Regions from separate parts of the Mus musculus genome. Here region 2 is linked to region 1. Evidence: chromatin contacts called from ENCODE Hi-C or POLR2A ChIA-PET data. All regions are on one chromosome and are shown on one strand. Each heading gives the region's core, a stretch centred on a gene start or an enhancer-like site at or near the end of the contact. The rest is flanking DNA. Distances are from core to core; before and after follow the strand shown.

The links. A loop is a pair of places that touch in the nucleus more often than their neighbours do. ChIA-PET counts read pairs that join two places held with the same protein, here RNA polymerase II (POLR2A).
Region 2: POLR2A ChIA-PET joins it to region 1 with 12 read pairs in embryonic stem cell. The contact joins the promoter of Sh3d21 here to the promoter of Stk40 in region 1. A Hi-C loop is called at or near these places in 1 of 37 maps with a recorded cell type or tissue (mouse embryonic stem cell). POLR2A ChIA-PET finds 5 or more read pairs at or near these places in 3 of 5 experiments (Patski and embryonic stem cell).

Annotation. Positions count from the first base shown.
Region 1 is chr4:126,102,381-126,107,117 of GRCm38, forward strand. It overlaps Stk40 (serine/threonine kinase 40), which reads left to right and starts at 1,577. Exons shown (of 11, transcript NM_028800.3): 1 at 1,577-1,766.
Region 2 is chr4:126,160,997-126,165,453 of GRCm38, forward strand. It overlaps Sh3d21 (SH3 domain containing 21), which reads right to left and starts at 2,345. Exons shown (of 16, transcript NM_001162533.1): 1 at 2,229-2,345; 2 at 1,970-2,127; 3 at 1,806-1,869; 4 at 1,457-1,575; 5 at 1,180-1,270; 6 at 972-1,027; 7 at 739-784; 8 at 527-627; 9 at 339-425. The coding sequence starts at 2,232. Thrap3 (thyroid hormone receptor associated protein 3) reads right to left here. Exons shown (of 12, transcript NM_001356455.1): 12 at 3,086-4,457. The coding sequence ends at 4,400.

The DNA of each region.
Region 1 (4,737 bases), core at 327-2,826:
GGCTGGCACTTTCTCCTCCTCTGCTTTGTTAAAACTTCTATATTTTGAGTCAGCTGAGAGCCTACCAGGAGTTGGAATGGTGGTGTCAGCGCCCAGTGATTCATCTTACTGGTAATTAGTGAACTGGAAAACCCAAGATTCATCCCTGTCAAAGGCAGGGCTTCCGGAATCCTTTTTCTCCTCACTTTGTCAGAGAGAGGAGCAAAGTGGGCCGGCCTTCTGGATGCCTGCCTTTGAGTCACGTGCCTCCTAGAGGTTCCCCGACTGAGACCAGTGGGCATCTATAGGGTGTGGTTAGCTGGATGTGAAACTCCTTGGGTCCTCCCATGGTTGGTGTAATGTGTTATCCCCACTTGGGCAGCCAGGATTTACACTGAATTACCTAGTTTGTAAGTGATACAATGGGGATTCAAGCTCTAGCCTTTTTGGAACCCACGAAACTTTCTTCAAACCACAGCCCAGCCATTATTAGCTGGGTGTCACGGCAGAGGTTACCCTCTCTCTCTGAGTGCTACCTTCTGCATTTGTTAACAGGTCTCTAAAAGTGCCTCATTTTGCATAAGACAGGGCCTTAGGAGCTGGTATCATTACTAGTTATTCAGCATTATCTGCAGCTGAATGGCCACCAAGCCAATCAAAGACATTAAGAAAGGATTCAGGCTGGGACTTCATTATGAAGACCAGCCTTCGGTGTCCTAGCAGGGCTTAGTCGTGTCCACGTGTGTCTACACGTGGATCCAGAATGACCCAGGGGAGGGAAGAGTGTCATCAAGTACACTTGTTAACTCTGAGACAAAGGAGTGGGACTATGGCCGCTGGTACTGCTGCCACCGAGCCCTTCTGGCCGCTTCTACACGGCAGTGGACGGAAGCCAGGATTTTCGAGGGCCCCCAGTGAGTCACCAGACTGATGCAATCCCTTTAAAGGGCTCATCTGCTGGTGCAAGAAGCTGATTCATGGAGGGCGTGGCTGCTGAAGGAGGAGAAAGGACGGAAACTGGCAGGAGGGAGTGAGGTAGACAGCCGGCTGAAGTCGTTCATTGGAACTCTTCACTGCAATCTCCCTGGACAAGACTCTAGGGATGTCCAAGATGAACTTGGCCATCTTTGGGGTTTCTGAAGGGCCTAAAGTGAAATGAATTGTGACAGTAGCGACAGCCAATTCTTGACTTCTCTTGTACCCAACTTCAGCACTTTCCCACACAAATTTCCAGAAGCCGAGAAATGGGGAGCAAAGAAAGACTACTTTTCTAAAGAATGCAGTGCAGTTGGCGGGTTTTGCAACCACTTAGAGACGTCCCCAACCCCAGCAAGGAGAGCATAAGTCGGTGAGGTTCTGCAGAGCCAAGGCGGACCGGCGCCTCTGTCCCAGTCCCACTGTAGATGTAGATTAGCGGTAAGTACCGCCCCCTGACTGTCCAATCACTTTACAGATTTCGACCCAGACTCCACCCAGAACCAATTGGCGATCTTATCTGGGCTTCCTGCCTGAAGGCTTCCGCCCATCCTGAAGATGGCGCACCAACCCCAAACTCAGGCGAGGGGGCGGGAGGCGGGGCCGAGAGCCTATGCGTCACTTCCGTTGTCAGGTGGCGGCGCCGCAGCCATGGAGGGAGGCGGCGGCGGCAGCTCTGGCGGCTGCGCTGGGAGGCGGCGGTGAGCGGCTCCCACGCCCCCGGCCCGGCCCCGGCCCCCGGGACGGAGCGCCGAGCAGCCCCGACTCTGGGCTGCGGACTATGGGCAAGGAGCGCTGATTCCCCGGGAAAGGTGAGTTCGGGGTCCCGGGACGCGGAGCCGGGTGGGGGCTGCGTGCTGGCGGGGCGGGCCACCGTGGCGGAGGGACCCCGGTGACAGCCCGAAGCTGACCGGCGCGACCAGAACGGCTATAGTGAATTCCCCCTCCGCCACTGGAGGTCTGTCCTTCCCGGCAGCGGGGGCGTCGGCTGCCGGGAGCCTCGGTCTTTTGCCGCAGCCCTGGGAAATGGGCACTGCTCGCCTTGCCCAGACCCACTCAACCAGTCATCGAAGCAGCCGGCGTTTGGCCCGCTCTAGTTTTTCTCCCAGAGAGACCCGCTCCTCCTCTCCATGCTTCTCTCCTGACCTAGAGAGTGACTTGAAAGTTAGAACGAGTCCCCAAGGAGAGCCAGCCAAGGTTTTCCTCCTGGAGCCCTCACCCGTTGGCACCAACACCATCGCTGCTGGGGAATTTTCACATCCTGGGCGGCGTTCAGGTGCGAGTCACAGCAACCTGCTTGCCAGATCCACGTTGGGCCGGTCTTCACCGTGGGAGAGCTTGCTGTGGTCAGTGTTTCACCTGCCATCCTGGTCAGGCCCGCCCATTCCTACGATGCTTGGCCCCACCTTTCAATCTTGGGTAGGAGCTTTCGGATTCCCGGTGGCTTCTCCGTCCACCCCCACTCCCCCAGGTTGTTGGCAGAAGGAAGAGCTGACAGCCACCTTCGGTGGCAGGATAGACTTTGCTCTGTTTTAAGTCACTGGAGGAAACCGGTTGGCTTTGCTGGTTTTGAGAATCATTGAGGAAGAGGGTAGTCACGCTGGGCTGGGCGCCTTTCCCTCTCGGCTGAGTAGTTTTGCATGAGATAAGGAAGAGCAAAATCCTATAGCCCTTATTTATAAACAACGTTGTGAGTTCCTCCTTAAAGGCCCTGTTATTTGATTGTGGATTAGACTATCTCTGCCAGAGATAGTCCCCATTCATTCATTCATTCATTCATTCATTTTTCTCATAACAAAAGGGCCCTGCCTGTAGAGCCTAGTGCTGTGTAGTATTCGTAGGCTTTGGAGGCTCACTCCTTAAAGCCTGGGATTAAAAGTGTGTGTCAACCTTGCTCTGGACTCCTTAAATTCAGATTCTGGTGCCGCTGCTTTCTGGTTGCCCGACCTTGGGTCATTTGTATTCGTCCTCATTTGCAAACCACTGGCCATGGTAAAAAGAGTCATTATGGAGAGTTGCGCTAACACCTAATAAAGAGGTTCTTATCCGAACTAGTTCACTGTCCAGCTAGAGGAAACTGACCTGCAAGCAGATAGGTGAAATGTGATCTACAAAAGCAACAGAAACTGAATGCTGAGGGAGCCCAGTGGGGAAGCTGCTAGCTCAGTCTGGGAAGCCTGAGCAGTAGTGACAGGAGGATAGTGACTGGAAGGACAGAAAGGGGGAGGGAGGCTTAGTCATGTAAAATGGGAGATGCTATTTGGAGAGAAGTACAGAGAGTCAGAGAGAGACAACCTTAGCTGTGTCAGTAGAGTGGTATGGAAGCCGACAGGGCACAAAGTAAAGCAATATAAGTTAATAAAAAAAAATGAACATCTCATGGATCATTTGGAACTTTGTGTCTAGTGCACAAGAGGCCAGTAAGCTTTTAGCTGAGGAGTGACAGGACTAGATCTGTATCTTAGATCGCATTCTCTGTGAGGAGTTGAGGAGGGTGAGAGAGCTAGACACTTCGTCAGAGACCATCACATGCTTCCAAGAAGAGAGTATAGACCTACTGGACCTGTGCTGAGAAGGCACCGTGTGGTCAGTGCTAGGTGGACAACCCCTTCAAGTGCTCCCCAAAGTGCTCTTCTCTCTCTGAGATCTCAGGTTGTTTAAGCTGCTGGCAATGGCAAGGTAGGACTTTCCTCCCAGATGTAAGGGGGGTTTCATTTTCTCTCCTGTGCCTTTAACGGAGAAGACAGTAGTTTGAAGCGGTTAAGAGCTTTTTTGGCTCAAACAGGTCTACTTCTAATCCCTGCTCAGCTAGCCAGATTTCTCACTGTAAAAAGACACAGTAGGACTTCTTCCGCAATAGGGCTGTCGTGAGGATCAAGACAGATGTTACAGAGTTAGGACTCAGCGTTCAGTGTGCAGTAGACGCTTGGTGAATGGTAGTTTTCGTGGCAAATGGCTAGAGAGCTTCTGGGACCCACTTGAAGCAATTGACAGGAGCTAGTAGAGCTGTGTCCCACGGAGCTGTTTGTTCTGAGGGGTCCCGAGAGCACGCTGCAGTTTATGTATTCTATCTGAAAAGAGAATGGGGCTTCCCCAGGCTGGACAGCGTCACTGCAGATGTGTCTCTCCCCTAAAGCCTTCTCTAGGAGCAGAAGCAGAGCTAGCCCTGGTAGTGTCGGGAGGCAGAGCAGACAGACCTCCATGAGTTCTAGTTCATGCTGGTCTATGTAGTGAGTTCTAGAACAGCTAAGGCTACATAAAGAGACCCTGTCTTAACCCTGCCCCAGCCCCCAGAAAAGCAGAACTACTGAGAAATAATATTGTTCGGCCTTGTGAGACAGGGTCTCTCTTTGTAGACCAGGGTGATTTCAAATTTGTGTCTGGGCTTACAGATTTGTGCCTCCACACTGGGCTGAGAAGTAGCATTTAAAGCATGAACTGGAGGGAATGTATGTCGTGTTCTCTGGAGTCCCCACTGATGAGCCTGCTCTGGAACCTGAGTTAGCCTCAGCAGGGAGGGTCACGCTGATGAACGTGTGCTCCACCATGCTTATGTGTGTGGTGGCTCAAGGTAGAGACTCTCTGCAGTACACCTGTGAATTTCCACGTGGGACTGCCACATGCTAGGGGCAGGGGCAAGGAAGAGGAGAGAGGGACAGGCACCCCAATCCATTAGCACGTGCACAGGTATTGGGGAGTCTTTCCCAGAAGTCTGTGCAGCATGAAGTACAGATCAAGGGAACAGAAGAAATGACCTTCCCGGGGATGAGGAATGGAGAGGGT
Region 2 (4,457 bases), core at 1,095-3,594, 59 kb after region 1:
ACCCAGAGCCGTATGTCCTCCGCTTATCCCTAGATGTTTTGAGAGTATTTTGTGTCCTAGCAAATCCATGATCCCCGATTTTTCTTTTTCCTACTCTTCTGAGACAGGGCTTCGCTGTGTAACTCTGGTTCTCCTGAACGTGCTCTATAGACCAGGCTGGCCTCACACTCAGGGATCCATGCTCTATAGACCAGGCTGGCCTCACACTCAGGGATCCACTGGTCTCTGTGTCCCAAATGCTGGGTCTAAAGGCATGTACCACCATACTCGGTTTCCCGGTTTTTTTTTTTTTTAAATTGCCTTTCCTTTCTCCTCCCCATACCTGACTCCATACTCACTGGGGGCGGTGGGATGACAAAGTTGTCAGGAAAAACTCCTCTTCTGCCTTGGCATTCTCCTTCCCACCAGCCCTTATCCTCAGTTGTCTGGTTAGGAAACAAGCCAGTGGGGGGAGGTGAGCATCGCTCAAGTTCTTCTTGCCTGGGCCCCACTCCTTACTCTTCTGTAACTCCTAATCCTCTCATACCTTTCTCAGAACTTTCACCAGGTCCCCCTTCTGCAGTGCCAGCTCATCTGGGGCCTCGGGTTGGTAGTCAAATAGGACCCTGCAGGTCTCAGGGCAGGAGACTAAAAGAAGGTCACTCTAGTGTGTAGCCCTTCCCTCCGCAGCCAGTGACTCCCTCCAACAACCTAGCCAGTTCACCTCCCACATAGATCTGGTACCGAGGGAGGGCTCACCTGTCCGCAGGTAGTCTGGAGGGCTGTCATATGTCAAGTTGCTCAACTATTGGGGGCAGAGAAAGGGGGGAATGAGACAAGTGTCAAGCCATTTTAAGAATTCGCTGGGAGTTGGAGATTTAGCTCAGTGGTAGAGCGCTTGCCTAGCAAGCCCAAGGCCCTGGGTTCAATCCTCAGCTCTGGGGGCAGGGGGGAAAGAATTCGCTGGCTGTGCCCACCATGACCCAATTTACCTTAGGAGGCCTCTGTGAATTTGGGGTAATTGGCGGTATGTCTGTATTTCCAAGGCCTGCAGAAGAAGAATCGATGGTGTTAGGGAGGTGCTAATTTAGCTAGGTCAAGGGAGGGGGCCAAAGGGGTCACGAGGTCAGGAGGGTCACTGGGAAGATCGCTGAAGATTGCTGAGTCTGGTCCCAGGGGATCACAGGGTCACGGTCTCACTTGGGGGCCCACTGTCCAGCAATTCCACAAAGTTGGATGGGAAGGCTCCCAACTGCCCGTTCTTCTCTCCCAGCCACCAGCCGTCCTCAATCTGGGGAAGGGGAAGGATGCGGGAGCATCTGGTTCTGTCCAAGAGTAACTGAGGTGTCCATCCTTGGTTCTACCCAAGGACTACATCCTCCCCAGCTGCCTCCCTTCCCATCGCCCCCACCCTTACTTCACTTTCTTCTGTGTGAATAGCTGCAGCATCTCCCCAAGTGCCCCCAGGACCCCTCACCTCCTTTATCACTTCCAAAATCTCCCCAGTTTGAAGCGTCAGCTCGTCTGCCTGCTCTGGGCTGTAGTTGAAGTTCACTCTGCACCATCTTTGGGGGTCCCGAGAGTTGATGGGGTGACCTAGGCCAGACAAGCAGGGAAGCAGCTCTGAGCAGGGAGCCCCGTCTGCAGCACTGGGGAAGAGTTGGACCCCAGAACTCCCTTTAGTAGCTTCAGGCCCCGCCCTCGAGCGGAGCATTGTACTTCAAGCCAATCAGGGGGCTGCAAAATAGCCGCGGGTGCCCCACCCACAGCCGTCATGTTCCACGCGGGCAGTGAGGCCCCACCCGCCGGCCCAGCGCCCGACTCACGGCGACTACGGCGCGGAAAGCGCGGTCTGGACTCGGTGACGCCCCGCAGGGCCTCCGGAATCTCCTGGGAAAATCACATAGGGGCGGCACTAGGCACAAGGCCCGAGGCTGAGGCCAGGGCCGCTCCTGCTCCCCCGCGCAGCCATACCCGTACCAGGCCTCACCTGCACCAGGCGCTTGGGGAAGCGACCGCGGCGGCCCCGCAACTCCCCAAGCAGCCAGCCCCGAGCGGGCCCCGCGCACACCTGCCGGATCACGTCCCCCGGAGCCAGACTCAGCTCGTCCTCCGTCTGCGCTCGGTATCTGGCCAGGACCAGGACCTCTACGGGCGGAAGCGAGCTAAGAAAGGCTGTGGGGACGTCCGTGGACTTTGCCCTTCGGAAAGTGTTTAGAAGAACCCACCCCGAACCCCCACACACATACCCATGACTTCTGGGGCTCCCTGCGCAGCCTGACCGTCAGGCTGGGCATTGGGTGCTCGGAGGGCGGGCGAAGCCGCCAGGCGGTAGACTGGATGTGGATGAGGCGGAGACTCGAGTCATAGGTCAGGATCCAGGTAGTAGGAGTGGGCGGCCTGGCTCAGCAGGTTGGGCCCCAATTCTTGAAGGAGGAGTCCAGGGTCTCAGCCCAGGGCTGGGGTAACAGCTTCCCCAAGAGCTCTACTTTAGCCAAGTCTCCCAACCTAGGCCAGACTCTATGTCTTTTATAACATTTCCTGGCCCACCCTCTTCTGGCTTGCAAGTTCTTAGCTGCAGGGGAAGGTGGAAGAGGTACATACCAGGGTGGGGCCATTCCTGGGAAAGTGGCCCCAGATAGAGATACTAGCTCCTGTCTCTGAAAAGCTATGGCGGGTATATTCCAAACTTCAACCCCCCCTGAAGCTTCGACTCACTTGGGGGCCTAGTTGGATTTCTGATAACTACTGCAGATTCTCCTTGGGGAAAGGCAGCAAGAATCAACTTTTAATAAGGGCTGGCAAGAGTCTGAAGGTTAGGGTCCACCCAGTTTACCAGTTGGGCTAGGCTCACCTCTTCCTTGTGGGTTAACATATAAAGGCCGAGCCAGCTCACTGCAGCCTTGACCCCTGCCCCAGCACCAAGGAAGCCAAAGTCCTGACTTCTGGCATGGTAGCTAGGTTTGGTTCTTGGAGGAGTCAAAAACACAGAATGCACAGCCTCCACTGAGAACAAGAAGTCCTTCTTCCCAGAGACGAAAACTATGGTATATTCTATGGGACCTATTAACCCAGGGTCACTCACACAAGCAACAAACACAGTCCGTTTACATCTGCCACTTCATTTATTGTTTTTATTTGCAGGAGGAGTTGAAACAAAAATTTAAGGGTGTTTTTTTGTTCTCCCCTAAACATGAATCATTCAAGTAAAACCAACATAACTATTGAAATTAGCAAAGTAAAGGGAAGTATGCACAACAACCCAAGAGCGAAGGCTGGGGAGGGAGGAGGGTGCAGTCGGCGTCCAACAGATGCGCGCAGGCAGCGGTTCACCTGCTGGGGACCGCTGCCCCGGAAGGCAAGCACAAGGACCCTTTAATGAGGATGCCCCCCAACATCTGAAAATGTTTCAACCCAAAACGTAAGGTTAAAGAGAAAAAAAAAAGGAAAAACCCAAAAACACACAACCCCACAGACCACCCAGCCATAACCACCATCCTTAATCATAGGCGTTTCTTTTCATTTTATAAAAAGATTAATAAAAAATATTGAAAAAATTATTTTCTCATCTTGTATTTGTAAAGATAATAGAATTCAGAAGTTTCTTAGAAAACCGTCCAGAAACTGCCCTCCAGTTTCCACTCCTCTTGCTGAAGACCAGCAGGACTACAAAGGTTGGGACACTGGAGCTGCTGGTGGAGAATGGGAAGCCCAGCCCAGGAGAAATGAGACAGAGCAGGGTGCATGGGGAGGCTGGGAGCAACTCCACGGGATACATGGCTGTGTAGAAAGGGGAACACGAGGTGGTCAGAAAGGCCTTAAACTCCTCCTCAACATACAAAACCGGTTTGTACAAGATCCAAGCAGTTTGGTCCCAAACTGAGGTGAACACTTCAATTTTTATTCACATGCTTTGTTTTCTCTTAAGAGTCAAAGTTGCCCAAATTAAAATCTTTACACTAATATTACTATATATCCCCTAAAAAGAAGAAAAAGAAAAAAGGATTTCTTAATAAAACTCAGGACAGGAAGAGACTGAAAACCAAATTCCCATTTAGTTCCAAATGAAATGCAATGAAGAAAACTTGGTTTCTAATTGGGGTGGGAGTGGGGGTGGGACAACAAAACCAAAACAAAGTCCAAGCATCAGCATCCTTCTCCCTACCCTGCCCACCCCCCACACCACCAGCAGCAGCAGGAGCCCAGTGTGTGGTCTCATCTAGGCTCGGTGGCAACGTCCTGTCCTCTGTCCAGTGAGACGGATGGCACCAGGGACACTCTGCTGTCGTGGGATGGATTCTGTGTGGCAAGTGGGTTGTGGGGTGGCGTTTTCAGGATCTTCTTGAGGCTCCTTGTTTAGCTCCACCAGCCTCTCCCAGCGCCTTTCTTCCCCGGGCAAGGGCTCCATCAAGAGCGGCCCCTACTCAGCTGAGGGCTGTAAACTGTCCTTCTCTTCTCTGTTCTCTGTCCCACTCTCG